Regions from separate parts of the Mus musculus genome. Here region 2 is linked to region 1. The links are chromatin loops, found by intact Hi-C in ENCODE. Cell type or tissue: heart. All regions are shown on one strand. Region 1 holds the start of Zfp626 (zinc finger protein 626). Region 2 holds the start of Zfp60 (zinc finger protein 60).

The links. A loop is a pair of places that touch in the nucleus more often than their neighbours do. Peaks named below come from ENCODE experiments on the same cell type or tissue, not always from the same donor. Only the 100,000 strongest peaks of a DNase experiment are listed, where the experiment ranks them.
Region 2: it touches region 1 in a loop (9-fold over the local background); 12 of 42 quality-filtered maps call a loop at or near these places.

Annotation. Positions count from the first base shown.
Region 1 is chr7:27,800,341-27,808,340 of GRCm38, reverse strand. It overlaps Zfp626 (zinc finger protein 626), which reads right to left and starts at 1,145. Exons shown (of 4, transcript NM_027703.1): 1 at 1,105-1,145; 2 at 14-140. The coding sequence starts at 1,137. In heart, a CTCF peak has its summit at 6,959 (motif pointing right); a DNase peak (open chromatin) is centred at 3,530; H3K4me3 peaks cover 1,422 bases; H3K27ac peaks cover 2,007 bases.
Region 2 is chr7:27,728,084-27,736,083 of GRCm38, reverse strand. It overlaps Zfp60 (zinc finger protein 60), which reads right to left and starts at 4,675. Exons shown (of 5, transcript NM_029531.2): 1 at 4,614-4,675. In heart, CTCF peaks have their summits at 4,467 and 4,667; a DNase peak (open chromatin) is centred at 4,563; H3K4me3 peaks cover 1,820 bases; H3K27ac peaks cover 1,728 bases.

The DNA of each region.
Region 1 (8,000 bases):
AGCACAGGCTTACCCACTGCGACCAGGTTGCTGTAGGTCTCCAACATCATGTCCCTGTATAAGACCTTCTGAGTAGCATCCAGGAAGGCCCACTCCTCCTGAGAGAAGTCAACAGCCACATCCCTAAATGTCACTGACCCCTGAAAGAGCAAACACAAGGAGAGTGAAACTGGGGAAGCTTTCAAGATGGAAACCAGAAGGGAAAGGAATCAAGTGTGGGAAGGGAGCCATAAGGAAATGTTCAAGGCACCTGACTGCATGAGGCCCCCATAAAGGACGACTGTGCCCACCTACATAGCCAATAACTGTGCCTCTCCACTCCACCCACTTCCCTCAGGTTATACCCACAGAAGGGAAATGTCACCTGGGGTCAGGGTAAAACACATAAGGAATGCTGTGAGTCCTTGAGTTTATTATACTATCACATGATGTCATTAAGATTGTTTTGTCGTGAGAATGATTTTGTACACTATGTAAGATTCCATGAATTTACTATGTAGGAGTCCACATTATGTGAATATTATGTTTAATCTTTTGTTCCATTAAAAAAAAATCAAAAACCTTTCCAGGTGACAATGTGTCTCAGGCCTTCCCTAACTCTGGAGACTACAATCACCTCCCTATCACAGCCTGGATGACCTTTCCCTCTGATACCTCAACTCTCTCCCTCCTAAAGCCTCCTCGAGCAGGTCACCTCATCACACACCCACAGGGGACATTCATCCACACAAACTGTGTCATCAGCCTGACAACACCTCAGATGCCAATCAGGTTTCCCAGGGCAGTCGATGAGACCATCCCCTCAAAGCTCTGAAGCCCTCAAGGCCCCTGTTTCCCTGTGGGACTGTCACCTCCACTGCAGGGACAGTCCTCCCTGAGCACAGACCAAGCAGAGAGCACACGTGGAGGAACGCATTCAAAGACAACCGCAGTGCACGCTGGGAAGAGGCACAGACAGGAAGTGCTCAGACCTGCCAGCCCTCACTGGAAAGGGGCAGACTGGGCTGGGGGAATCCGGATCCTTGGGAAGCTTCAAGAGGGAAAGAGGGCAGGAGTCACCTAATCTGAAAGTCGCCCTATGTCAAAGAGAGAAAAACAACTTACACAGACCATGTCTTGAGAACTGGAGCTGGCCATTCTTCTTCAGGCTTCCTCCCCTGGGGGACAAAAAGAAAGCCATTCACTGCATTGTGACTTGATGTTCCCAGGCTGACTTCTGTCACTGTGATGTCATCGACTACATTTATTTCTCAAGCCTCCCCACTCACTCTCTCCCCTCCCACCACTCACAGCCTCCCACACACAAATTGGAAGCACATAGGAGTCTACACAAAGCCGATCCCCCCCTAACCCAGACAACCCACTGCCAAGGGGGCAGTGTGGGAGTGCAGGGCACAAACATGTCTGCCTTGAACTCCTCCAGAAGAGGCCAGCAGAAGGGAGCCATCTTCCACTCTGAGATCCAGCTCGCCCTGCACCTGGGCCGCTCCTCCTACTGTGAGCAGATCTCAGATCTTCACACTGGAACCCCACCTATCAAGGCTCACAGGGGCTCACAGCATCCAGGTGGCCCCTCCTGTGTAAACTCAGGGCTGAAGCACAGCAAGGCTGGAGGGGCTGCAGTGCTCAGGCAGCGTCCAGCATTCTGTGCCCACTGTTAGTGAATGGGACTGTGCACCATGGACCACTCTCCTGAGAACCTTCCCTCATCTATGTTGGGGAATGGTTCTGTACACTGTGTACTCTGATGGTGATTTCTGTGCCCAGAGATTGGTTACAGTCTGGACATTAGCACTGCCATCATTAATTGGCCCGACCTTAATGTTGTGTAAAACTGTTTTCCTTCAACTCTAATTGGTTAATAAAGAGCTAATCTGCCCAACAGATGGGCAGGAGAGAGGAAGCAGTCAGGATGTTCCAAGCAGAGGTACAGAGAGACAGATAGGGCAAGGACGGGATCTATGAGCAAGTCACCAGGGGAGTCACCATGAGAACACTGGTGGAGCAGAGACAGGACCAAGGTGACAAGTAGCAGGGCACATGGCTGGGTGGTAGGCAGCCATATAGATGAGAATCTGCCCAGCTACAGTGCTTAAAGTTTGTTGGCAAATATAAGCTCTGAATTACACAACCTCACTCATGTAGAGTCTTGAAGCTGTTTTCTCCTAGGAACAGTAAGATGCCGGTTACTGGGGTTTGAGTGGCGGAGGCTGGATGTGCAGCATCGGGGTGGAGAGTGGGAGATGCAGATCCATAATGAAGAGAGCTGGGAAGAAGGTGGTCAAGGACAATAAAATGTCAGCCACACAGCAGACACTCAAGAGGTACGTTGTGAAACACGGTGACATGACTAATAGTTTGTAAAGACTAAGAGAGTAGGCAGTAAGTGTATTCACTACAAAACTGTTATGAATTTAGTCATTCCAGAGCACACATAGAATCCAAAATATCATACTGTACTAATACCAAAACAAAACAAACACACATACACACAAACAACAACAACAACAAAAACCCTAACACTAACCTCTGAAGGTTCCTGTCTATAACATCTTAAGAGGTCGTGACTGTAAACAAGTCAAGGGTCACTGAAACGATACTATGAATACTAAGTGGAAAGGGAAGAAACAATGAGGGGACGCAATGGTGGAGGTATGAATCTGCACATTCCTTCTTCATGTAGTGACAATTACATATTCTAAAACTTCAACCTCATTTCTCAAACATTAAGAGCAAACTCGCAGCCGGGCGTGGTGGCGCACGCCTTTAATCCCAGCACTTGGGAGGCAGAGGCAGGCGGATTTCTGAGTTCGAGGCCAGCCTGGTCTACAAAGTGAGTTCCAGGACAGCCAGAGCTACACAGAGAAACCCTGTCTCAAAAAACCAAAAAAAAAAAAAAAAAAAAAAAAAAAGAGCAAACTCGCTGTTGAATCTTAGGAAGCAATAATGTTCTCATGGGTCTCGAGCCCTCCTTTGGAATAACTGTCTACTCGGGGAGCCTGAGTAAGCACGAGATCTCAGACTATATCCGAGAGCATCCTCAGTGAGCACTTTCCTTCACTTCCCTCAACACTCACAATGGCTACAGCTCTGAGAAAATCGTGGAACTCAGCAAGTAGCTGCCCTCCCAGGCGACCCTCGGAGGCACTTCCAGCCTCAAATGCTCGTCTCAAGCTCCTCTGAACCTCTGGCAGACTCCGCACCTGACCTCTCCTTACTGAAGTTTGGTCCTCTGTGTAGTCCCAGTGGCCAAGGAAAAAACAAAAACAAAAACAAAAAAACGACGGGGCAGAAAGCGACAAGCACAGAGACACAAATAATGCAGGTATATATACACAGACACACAGACATACACACACACTCACTCATATATCAGCACCCCCACACCACCCTCCACACCCACACCCAGCCCGATGAGTCCGGCCTTACTCTGTGAAGACTTAGACCAAACTGGTTTCTTCAACGACCATAAATGTCAATTTCCGCGGTGCCCACGCACGACACCGGAATTGGATCCCTTACTTCCGGCGCGGTGGACCCTGGGAAATACAGTCCTGGCGACGGAACTCCAGGAAGCACGGTACTCTGAAGTTCAAGGAGCTCCGGTCCTGCTACTTGGAGCAGTCCACCTGGGAGCTGCGCAGGGTGGTTTCAGGGACTTTGCAAAAGGGCGCAGGCTTTGAAGCTCCCTGATTTGTGTTCAAAAGATACTTCCAGGTTCTGAGCGTAACTGATTTTCTCTTCTGTGGAGGACAGAGGAGCCCAAGTTTTAAATGCAGATTAGGAAGTAAGGTCAGGTCGGGATGTAAATGACTTGATTCCGCTTTGCCTGAGCCCCACTGAGTGGGATTCACCCTCATTGTGCTCCGTTAGGGACTATGGTAAATTTGAAAACCGAACTAAAGAATTGGTTGGTTTAACACGTGGGAAGTCTACATCAGCGATTTCAAGGAGACAGATGTTCTGGACCCTCCCTGGCTTCAGTATCCCTGTTAATTTAGATTTAAAACAAACAAACAAACAAAAAACCGTGGCTGTGTATCAACAGAACTGTGTCCGAGAGACAGTCATTTACCCCATCTTGAAGAATGAATGAGTAGCGCATAAAGGGATTCTAAATACACAAGTAGGCTTCATTTTTGTAGGAAACACCTATTTTTGTTTTAACATGACACTGTTAAACTTCCAAAATCACTTGTGTTTCTTCTTATATTTACGCACAACTTTTTCATTCCAGAGCATGATAGAAAACAAATTTCAAGATAATAGACGTTCCTACTAAGACCATTAATCATATTAAATGTATTTATTAAAAATGGTCCAAACGTTAAAGTATAGGTTGTCAGATGAGATTTGACAACAAGTCAGACCCAACCATGTATTAACTAGTAAAATATGTTAAAGTTAAATACACTAGCAAATTAAAGTGATCATCCAGCCGGGCGTGGTGGCGCACGCCTTTAATCCCAGCACTCCAGAGGCAGAGGCAGGTGGATTTCTGAGTTCGAGGCCAGCCTGGTCTAAAAAGTGAGTTCCAGGAGAGCCAGGGCAATACAGAGAAACCCTGTCTCAAAAAAACAAAACAAAACAAAACAAAAAACCCAAAAAAAAAAAAAAAAAAAAGAAGAAGAAAAAGAAAAAAAAAAGTGACCATCCTAATAATAGTAATAATAGTTAAAAGAAGAGTCAAGTTGATTTGATAATTGAGGCACACTGGGGACACACAACACTACCAAAGGGTAATGTTAATTACCAGAGGGTAGGTAATTAATCTATTGAAAATAAATTTGGCTGGGTGTGGTACCAAATGCTTTTAATCCCAGCAGTGGGGAGGCACAGCCAGGTGGATGTCTGTGAGAATGATGCCAGCTAGGACTACACAGTGAAACCCTGTCTAAGAATTAATACATATTCCAAGCATACTCCTAATAGCATATTTCAAACATGGAGGGAAAAGCCTGCTCAAACAATGAGGAATATCAGCCAAATCCACTGTCACAAACAAATGTTTTCAATCTCAATAACTGATGGAACAAACCCAGAACAGCAACAGTGCCTAGTCAAATTGCACAGCAAATCAACTGTGAAAGCTGTCAGAATCAAAATGGAGACAACCTTTAATGGAATCAGGCTGCTCACGCACGACACTGGAATTGGATCCCTTACTTCCGGCGCAGTGGACCCTGGGAAATACAGTCCTCATGTCGGAACTCCAGGAAGCATTTAAATGAAGGGTGTTCCTGTAGACACACACCTATAGCAGAAATGCCTATTATCTAGAGATGCTTTTAATTAAAGCTTTCTTTTCTTAAATGCTTTCTTTTTTGGTAAAACTAAAACTTTATATATTTTCTACTGAACTTTTAAAAATTAAAGATTACATCTATTTTTAAGATACTTCACGGTCTGATTACTAAAGTAGAGACCATAGGCAAGGAGTCCCTCTCCACACCCAGATGACTGCTTATGCAAAGCTTTCTGGTTTGTTTTATTCTCAATCTAATGACTATTAAGTATGCCTATAGTAATCAATGGGCCTGGGTTACTGCCTTTCGTCCCAATCTATGCTGAAATCTCTTTAAATCCCATGAGGTTCTGGGTGGCCTGTGACAATGCCACTTACTGAGAGAGTGCTGTTCATTCCCTTCTTCATCTTCTTTTCTTCTAGTTTTTATGTGAGTGTAGTGTGCCTGTTTAGATGTGTGTGGGAAGTGGTGTACATGCAGATGCATACAAGTGAATAAGGCTTTATGACCTATAGGACAGAAACTAAAATACCAAAACAACACAAAATGAAGCAAAAGGTCCACACAAATGCCACTGAGTTTATTTTGTGTTGGCCAATTATTTCTGGGCATGTGGCCTGTCCTCGGGTATGGTGGATATACCCAGTGAGGCTGCATTGGAGAAAACTGTATTCTCTGCAAGTTCTTCCTTATACGCAATGAAAGAACAACCTATTTAGCTGGATATGGAAGAACCTGCAATCCCAGCATCCCAGAGCTGGAAAGAGTGAGGCAAGAGAGCCAGGAGTTCAAGATCAGCCTGAGCTACAGGATGAGACCTGTCTTGCAAAGCAAGCAAGCAAGCAAGCAAGCAAGCAAGCAAGCAAGCAAGCAAGCAACATAGAAAGTTAGAAGGAGGAAGAAAGAAAAGTGGGGCTGCAGACTGGATCAGCATTTGAGAGTGAGCACTGCTCTTATATAGGACCCCAGTTTGGTTCCTAGCACTCATACTGAAAGGCTCTCAACTGCCTGTCACTTCATCTCCTGGAGATCCAGTGTCATCTTTTGGAATCTGTAAGCACCCACACTCATGTGCAGAGACCACACACACATAAACACACACATAATCCAAATGTCCCTCTTGGTGGGTTAGTTTGCCATCTTCATTCAGATATTTCATTTGTCCAATTTTCATGCAAAGTATGGTATAGTACAAGAGACCAGAATCAAATAGATAGATGTTCCAAGTGATGAAGTGGACCATATTCAGGGTCACCAGAATAGGCAACCTGGTGTGGGGTTGAGAGTCTAAGCAGATGTTCCAGGATATTTGATCACATTATGAGCCTCAAGATTGTGACCTGGAAAAACCTTGTGGTGTGGCTCAGCCCTAGCACACACCTCTAATCCAAAAGCTAAAAGTAAAGTCAACCCTAGATCAAGAGGCAGAACAACCAATAAGATGACAGGGAGTTAACCTAAGAAAGCAGAAAGGAGGGGCATTGAGTAAAAGGGTATTTAAGACAGCATGGAGAAGAAGAAATCGCTTTTTCCTTCGGGGACATTGGTGGAGTAGAAAGGATAGCTGGGTGCTCGCACCAGCTCTCAGAGCTAGGAGACCTTCAACCCAGCATCTGGCTCCTAAGTCTTCATGGGTAAATGAACTTTGGGGATTTTATTTTATTCTATTTTTTAAGATTTATTTGTATGAGTGCTCTATCTGCATGTACACCTGCATGCCAGAAGAGGGCATCAGATCCCATTATAGATGGAAGTGAGCCATTATGTCCTTGCCAGGACCTCTGGAAGAGCAGCCAGTGCTCTTAACCGCTGAGCCATCTCTTCAAGCCAGGACTTTGTTTTTTAAAACAACAACCAAATGAAATTATCTGGGTGTGTTGTTGGGTGTGGGAATCCAAATTAAGCATGTCAGGACCATTCATATGGGTAGGTTAAAAGGGTGATGTAAAAACCCAAAAAAAGTGAAGAATGAAAGCTAATGTGTTAGGGTGGCAGCAAAGGATGGGTTTGTGTTTGTGTTTGTTTTGTTTTGTTTTTGTTGTTACAGAATGCTAACAGAAGTGGTCCAGGAATTAAGATGTAAAGGCAATGGGAACCACGCTCCTCTGACCTAGAAAATATACACAGAAAGGGAAGAGTCCTGAACGAGGCTTGTGATGTCAGATGAAAGCTCAATGAGACAGCATGGATCATGGCTTTTCTATATGAGTAGACAAGAATGTATCAGTGGCCGGTCCAGAGGACAGCAAGCTCTGTCTTCAGCTCACAGGGCTCTGGTTTCCAAGGCTGGCCTGGCTTCTGCCTGGTGTTTCCCTGCTCAGCAGGAGGTGAAGTTCTAAACAACCCCATGGGGCCTTGTATATTACCTATTACCACATAAGTCTCTACACCTTGAGATTTCCAGAGAAAAGGGCCGGATGTCTGAGCAATACTGCAGGTAAATTTGTGAGGCAAGTCCAGGGGCCATGTCCCTAGCCAGCTACAATATTGGCAGTTACCAGGGCTCGGGGCGTGGGGTGGGGGTGGGGGTGTAGAGTGGCTTGTAAGCAGGCCCTGTGGACATGAAAGCAGGAGGGCCAGCAGGCAGACCAGCTCAGATACCTCTCAGGCCCAAATCCAGGGTTTTGACTTGGCTCACCCTGACATCTAACCCATTGATGAACTGCTGGAGCGCATGATTAGGCTGTTCCTACAGATCCAAAGCTACAGGCTCTCTGTGACACAGCGAGACAAAAGAGTACTAAGAGGAGTCCC
Region 2 (8,000 bases), 72 kb after region 1:
GCCGCACACACAACCCTCAGACCTCCCTAAGATGCTGCACCAGGGAGCAGTCATCACCAAATGGGGACCCAGTGCTCCAGCCAACAGGTCTAAGCCTTGGTGCAATCCACTGTGGGGTTGTTTGTTTAGTTCTATTTTTGAAACAGAATCTTGTGTGTATCAGGCTGGCCCTGAACTCCACAGCAGCCATGCATCTCCATGCCCAATCTCAATACACATCTAATAATCTTATGAAATTTTACATTTTATATTCCCACAGTATTCACACACAAATTTTCCTTCTATCTTTATCCTTCCTTCCCTTTGTGTACACTAGGCTAGCCAGCCTGCCAGAGATTCTCTTGTCTCCACCCCCATCTTCCCATAAGAGGGCTGGGACTGCGCAGTTCGGTGCCTGCAAGAAGTGCACCTCTTTGTGTTCTGAGTCGTATGGGTGGAGTTATCAAAGAAAAGAGACACTGCAGGATGAATTTAGCCTTCTCAGCAGCAGCGAGTCAGCCTCCCAAGGACTGAATGCTGCCAGCTTCCTTGAAGCTCTTTATTGTCACACAACGGCACTTTGAGCAGGTCAATTTCTGAATATCAGAGTATCTGATGAGTTGTCTTGAAAGACTTATCCCTAAGCAACATTCAGCCATGAGACTTCCTGGTTTGTCAGGAATGTCTTGAAACTACGTTATGAAAAGATTCTAAGACTGCCAAAAGAACAAGCCCATAAAATGTCAGAAAAAAAAATCACTGAGAAAAGGCTACTTTAAAGCCTAGGCGCTGTCAGTCACTGGAACTCATGCTGACACGATGGCTCTGCTACCGTTCCCCTTCTGTTTAAGCTACATTTCTTTACGTTAAGGGTTTTTTTTATGCATCCTCACAATAAATACAGCTTTTTCTCTACCATTTGGTTTCCCAACCTTAAACAAGTAAGCCAAAGTACATTTACAGCCAGTAAAGTTACTGCGGCAAAAACAAGTATACAATTGGCTAGAGCAAGAGAGCTGTTAAAATGGTGTAGAGGGTTAAATGAGCCTAAAATACCTGAGACTTTCCACAACATCTATTCCTGTCACATCCGGTAACCCTTTTGAGAAAGTTTCCTCATTTTTTTTAAAGATTTATTTATTTATTTATTTATTTATTATATGTAAGTACACTGTCGCTGTCTTCAGACACACCAGAAGAGGGCGTCAGATCATTACGGATGGTTGTGAGCCATCATGTGGTTGTTGGGATTTGAACTCCGGACCTTCAGAAGAGCTAAGAGCTGCCGGGTGCTCTTACCCACTCAACTGAGCCATCTCACCAGCCCTCCTCATTTCTTACTGTCAATCATAAATCATTTGAGAAGAAATAGGATAACTCAAGCCATCTCCCTGCCCACATTTTGATAGTTAGTCTGTGACCTTGTGACACTTATAACTGCCAATGCTTCATAAAGTTTGTGATCCCAAAGACCATTGCTAACAGTACAGGAAGTCCTGCTGGATATGGTGGCTGAGGTCTATAATTCTAGCTCTGGGGAGGCAGAGACAGGGAGCTTGTTCAAAGTCCTCAGCCAACCTGGTCTACATGAGCTCCAAGGCAGCATCTATAATCAGAAGAGCTGGCAAAAAGTCAATATTAACGTTCATGAGAATGACACTAGACCTTCAGTCACTCCACATGCAAAAGTCAACCCAAAACAGATTAAAATTTACGAACTGACACCACTAGGAAGAAACATACAGGGAAGCCTCCAGGACAGTGGACATATTGGGCATTACTCTAAAAACACAAGCAACAGAAGCAAAATGGACAAATACGACCATTTGTATCAAACTAAAAACCTTTACACCACCAAGGAAACAATCAACATGGTACCAGGATAATCTAGAGACCGGGAGGGAATAACTGCAAACTGCATCGGACTAGGAGGGGACAGCTAAACTCCTGCACAGCAGCTTCATCAGGAATGCAGACAACTCAGTGACTGGGAAACTTCCTCGTTAAGGAACAGGCAAGCTGGAAATAGACACTTACCCAAACAGAACATCAATATGGCCTATTAATAGTTATATGAAAAATTAGCATCAGAATGAGAGTCATTAAAATCACAAAGAGAGGCCACCTCAAGCCCATTAAGAGTGTCAGTTACAGCAGCCCAGAGACTTAGCAAAGAGGTTTGTTTAGAGTGCTTGTTGCTCTTGCAGAGGCTAGGGTTCCCAGCACCCACATGGTGGTTCACAACCAGTTCTAACTCCAATTTCAAGGGATTTGACACACTCTTCGGATCACCTACACGACCAGGTATGCACAAGGAGCCATAGGTTATGTAGGCACAACACTCAGGAAGAGAGAGAGAGAGAGAGAGAGAGAGAATAATGAATATGAATCTTTTTAAAAACACTGACCATTATCAGAAAACAAAACATAATGTAGAGAATATAGAAGAAAAAGAACATCATGGAGGAAATGTAACTTCACAGTCATTGCAGAAAACAATGTGGCAGATTTTCAATTACAAACAGACCTCACACTGATCCATGGATCCCACGGCTGAGGGGAATACACACAAAGGAAATAACATCAGTATCTGCAAGAGACATTTACACTCCCACCGCTCTTCCAGCATCATTTCCATAGCAGTGATACGCGACCTCACCAGCAGACGAATGGACCAAGCACATGGAGGATGGGGCTCACGCACAGTGAATCATTTACTACAATATGGATGCACACATGCAATACGCTAAAGAGGAAGGCAAGCACGGGGGATGGGGATGGCTCAGGGGCTGAGAGCCGCTATGGCTTTTGCAGAGGACAGAGTTCAGTCTCCTGACAGCTACAGTGCCTGGAACCCAAGCTGCAGGGAAGCCTATAGCTCTGGTTTCCGGGGGGGGGGGGCACCTGTGGTCATGGACACATAACCCAACATACGTAACTTTGAAGACAAATACTTCATCTTTAAACAATGACAGATACCCATGGTCTCAGTCATGTAGAATCTGAAGCTGTTTTCTCCTAGGAACAGCAAGATGCTGGTTGGTGGGGTTTGAGTGGCGGAGGCGTCAAGAGTGGGAGACGCAGATCCATAAGGGAGAGAGATGGGAGGATGATGATCAAGGGCTACAGAATTCCAGCTACCGGACAGAAGCTCAGAGATGTGTCATGAAACATGGACTTCGATGGATGGTTTTGAAAAGACAGAGAGGGTGGACATTAAGTGTACTCACTCCAAAAATGTGAGTTAGATTAAGTCATCCCAAAGGACATAAATACGGTACAGATTTACACAATACAAACAGTTCGTCGCAACATTTGGAAAAACACTCTGCTCTATGGTATATTCACCTTCCTTGTTTTTGAAATAGGTTCTCACTGTGTAGGCCAGCTGGCCTGAAACGTGTTATGGGGATCAAGCTGCTACAGAATTCACATTGCCCTTCCTGCTTCTTTCTGCCTCGTTGTACCCCACAAAGCCTAGCTTTTCTGTTTGAGTGGCTTTCTTAAACATCCACCAGCAATCGCATTGTTTCTCACACTCCCTTGTCCTGCAGAACACTGAGTGGAATGAACCCAAGATGGCCTCACAGAGCAACAACTAAAGCACACCAGGCCCTTAGGATATGGCGGCACTGCACTAACAGGCTTCACCACAGGCATCCTAAGGTTCCTGACAGGCCTGGAGAGCCTGAGGGGACAGAACCAAGACTCCAACCCAGATGGAGGGGAGGGGAGGGGAGGGGGAGAGAGCCTACCACTTTCCCAATCTCAAAATCTACTAGAAAACAAAAACCTCCACTCTTCCGCTGCTTTGAAATGAAGACCTGTAAGAAGATCTAAGGCCATCTGACGTGTGACACCATCCAAATAGAAATCGATTTAGCACATCGGAGTTTGAAAGCCCTTTTGTTAACCTCTGTCGGTTCCTATCTATAACATGGTCGGTGAGGTGGGGGGAGTGATTGTAGACAGAAGATGTCAAGGGTCATTGAAACGATAATGTGAATACTAACTGGAAAGGGGAGGGACAATGTAAGGGACACAATGATGGCGGTATCAATTTACACGTTCCTTCTTCATTTACTGACAATTCCATATTCTAAACATAAAACCCTCATTTCTCGCACAGAGAGAAAGCGCAAACTCGCCCTTGAGCCTTCGGTGGGTAGCAACAACGATCTCACGCTCCTCCAGCCCTCCTTTTGAATAATGGCCTGCGCAGGGAGCCTGAGTAAGCCTAGATTACATCTGAGTAAGCCTAGATTACATTTGAGAGCATCCCCAGTGAGCATTTCCCCTCTCTTCCCTCGACACTCACACGGCTAGAGCTCTGAGAAAAGGCCAGTAGGCCACCCTCGGAGGCACTTTCGGCCTCAAATGCTCGTCACAAAGCTCAATCTGAACCACAGGGAAAGCTTCCCTTCAGACTCCGCCCCTCACCTCTCCTCAGTGAAGCTTGGTCCTCTGCTGGTGGCCGCGAGAGAAAGCGACAAGCACGGTGATAATGCAAATAGCTCAAGGTGCGTACGCAGAGACGCGCGCGCGCACACACAGCACCGTCCCTAAACACTCACACACGCATCAACATCCATCCACCCCACCGTCCACACCCACACCCGGACTCCCGGCCTTACTCTGCAGAGACCGAAGACACAAAGCAATTCCCTACTCAGACCAGAAAGACCCGACCGTCCGCTATAGCGCCGCCAGGGCACCGGAAGTTGCTTTACTTCCGCCGCGGTAGCCCCTGGGAAATGTAGTGCCGAGTGCTCAACTCGATGAAGCCTAGCGGTCTGTAGTTCAGAGAGATCACTGCACACAACTTAGGCCAGGCCATCTGAGAGCTATGCCAGTGGTTTGTGGGAGACGTCGTGTTCTGTCTCCCAGACCCCCCACCCCACCCCCGGACAGAATAGGAAGCGTGATCAAATCCGGATATAACTGGCGTGGTTACACTTTGCACCAAGAGGGATTCCACCTGCTGTGCTCTAGTAGGGACTATGGTAGATTGGAAGACACTGAACTAAAGAATTGGTTGGTTTTAAACGTGGTAGTTTATATCAGCGATTTCAGACAGCCAGATGTTCAGAGAGTCAGTGTCCCTGTTATCTAGATAGGAAAACGTGAGTGAGGACTAGTTGGATAAATATCAACAGAACTGCGCCCATTTTGAAAGGTGAATGACTAGCATGTGGAAGTATCTAAACAACCACCGACGTATGTAAACAACCACCGACGTATGCCTTGTTTATGTAGGGAAAACGTACTTAGTGTAACATGACATTGAAAGATCCTGACAGAATGTAAAAGGTCACACAAGCCCTGAAATTGGCAAGATAGATGTCACTGTTAGCAGAACTAGCTTCACTGATTTAGAAAAATAGAGGTGCACAATGCTCTGGCCACTCCTTGAACCCGTGTGTCTGCCAATGTTTTGACCGTTCCTTGAACCCATGTGTGTGCCCACTGATGAAGCCCATTGCCAGGTGTTTGTGATATTGGTTGCTGAAAAAGAGTCAGAAAATCTCCCCAGCAACAACAGCCCGGCCAATCTAGAGTTCCTACACCTGCACCAGACTCTTCCCTTGGACCCCTCCCATACCCATTTCTTGAGAATAAACATTGTTTAGATCTGGAAATCCCCTACTTCCCCCTTCTCCTTCCCCCCCTGAGGGCCTATAAAAACTGGGACCTCTTTCCCCTTGGGGTCGACTCCTCTACCCCTGCGTGGGATATGAGTCGTCCCCAGAGCTCTGGCTTTCCCCGAATAAAGCCTCATGTGGTTTGCATCAAGCTTGGTCTCTTGTGAGTTCTTGGGTGTCCGCTATTGTCCTGAGGCCTGAGCAAGGGGCTCCTCTCGGAGTCTTTCAACATGAGCTTTCAAAACCACATTTATTTATTATTTATATTTACACATATTTTTCCAGAACATGAGAGAAAACTAGTGTCAAGGTTAATGATAATCCTATTAGGACCACTAAACATATTAGACGCTTTGTAAATGATCTAAACGCCTACAGTATAGACAGATTAGATTTGAAATAAGTCAGTCTCAACCAGATGTTAACTACAGAAAATACGTTGATAAATACTCTAGCTGATTAAAAGTGACCATCCTCAGGCGGGCAGTGGTGGCACATGCCTTTAATACCAGATTTCTAAGAGTTCAAGGCCAGCCTGGTCTACAGAACCAGCAGTCTCTACACGAAGAAACCTTGTAACAAAAGACAAACAAAACAAAGTGACCATCCTCACAATAGTCAAAAGAAGAATTAGATTGATTTTAAAGTTGAGGCAGATTGGGGGACAAAGAACATTGCCATTGATGACAAAGTAGCAATTCATCAAATGAAGTTCAGTTTGTTTTGTTTTGTTTTGTTTTGTTTTCAAGACAGTTTCTCTGTGTAACAGCTCTGGCCATCCAGGAACTCACTTTGTAGACCACATTGGTTCATAATGGTTTGTGTGGCAAACCAAAAGACCTACAGTTTGTCCTGCCTGCAGAATGTTCTGGGACTAATAAGTGGAAACTTATGGTTTCTTTGAAAAATCAGTTGTGTAGGATGGTGATTGGCTGGGGCAAACACATGAAGGAGTGTTTTTCTGAAGCAGATACAGGTGAAAGGAGTTTTTGCTAAAGCAAGCACCCGAAAGGACATGTGATGAAGGATTCTTCCCTAGCAACACGCATGTATTGTCTCACCTTACACTGCATAGCTAAGCTCCATCTGTCATTACTCCATAGAGAGATACGCACCAAGACTCCTGGTGGTGTTCTGGCAGCTTCTTGCCACTTCCAAGGACTCAGGCCAATTAGCAGAGTGATGTCAGCTGATACAGACTCACTTCGAGTTTTGCTAAAACAGACTCATGTGCTAAGGAACATGGGTGTGAGGCAAGACCCGTGGAGGACGCATGATGTTTGGAGATGTTTGGACCCAACAGACAGTGACAGGGTCTTGCCCAGCTAGCTCTGCAATGCATTGTTGGTCTCTAGTCTTGACTGATCTTCAATTCTTTGAGAGAGGCACAACACAGACCTTCTCCTGGCACCCCTGTTGATCCTGGCTGCTCCTAGTGACTCAAAGAAACGACGATCAGCCAAGACTAAAGACCAACAATGCATTGCAGACCTGGCTGTTTCTGCTGATTCATGTTTGCTATGCCAACGCTGCTGAGCTGGACTGCTGGTGTATTCGTGGAGTGTTTGTGAGTGGATGGAGCTGCTGAGTGGCTGCTCCCGATTCCTGTAAACTGAACTACTGCTTTCCCGACAACAGAGATGGGATTTGCTCCAAAGAACAATTTATAAACAGGTCCACTTCTCCCACATTCCTAATCACCTTTCTTTTCTTTTTCAAGATTTATTATTATATCTAAGGACACTGTAGCTGTCTTCAGACACACCAGAAGAGGGTGTCAGGTCTCCTTATGGATGGTTGTGAGCCACCATGTGTTTGCTGGGATTTGAACTCAGGATCTTTGGAAGAGCAGTCAGTGCTCTTAACTGCTGAGCCATCTCTCCAGTCCCCCTAATAACCTTTCTCTTCCACTACCTGGGGTAGGTATTGGGCTAGAAGAGAGGTCAAAGAGATTAAGAGCTATATTAAAAGTAGGTCTATGAGAAAAATTTAAGCAACTGACTGTAGCCTAGCAGAGTCTTCATCAATAAGACCAGAGAGAATTCATCCAGCTACTGATGGGAATAGATGCAGAGTCCCATAGTCAAATGCTAGGTAGAACTCAGAGAGTCCTGCAGAGGAGGGGGAGGAAGAATTGGAGAAATCAAAGGGGTTAGAGACACACCAAGCAAATCCAGCTCACAGTCAACTGAGACTCATGGGAACTTGAGAGATCAGAAAAGCTATAGAGGTCTGACCTAGGTCTTCTGCATATATCTTATAGCTGAGTAGTTTCATGTTCTTGTGTGTGGTGTTTAGACTAGGGATGGTCCCCTAGACTCATATTTGAATGCTTGGCCTGTAGGGATTGACTTCTCAAGAAATGGGTATGGGAGGGGT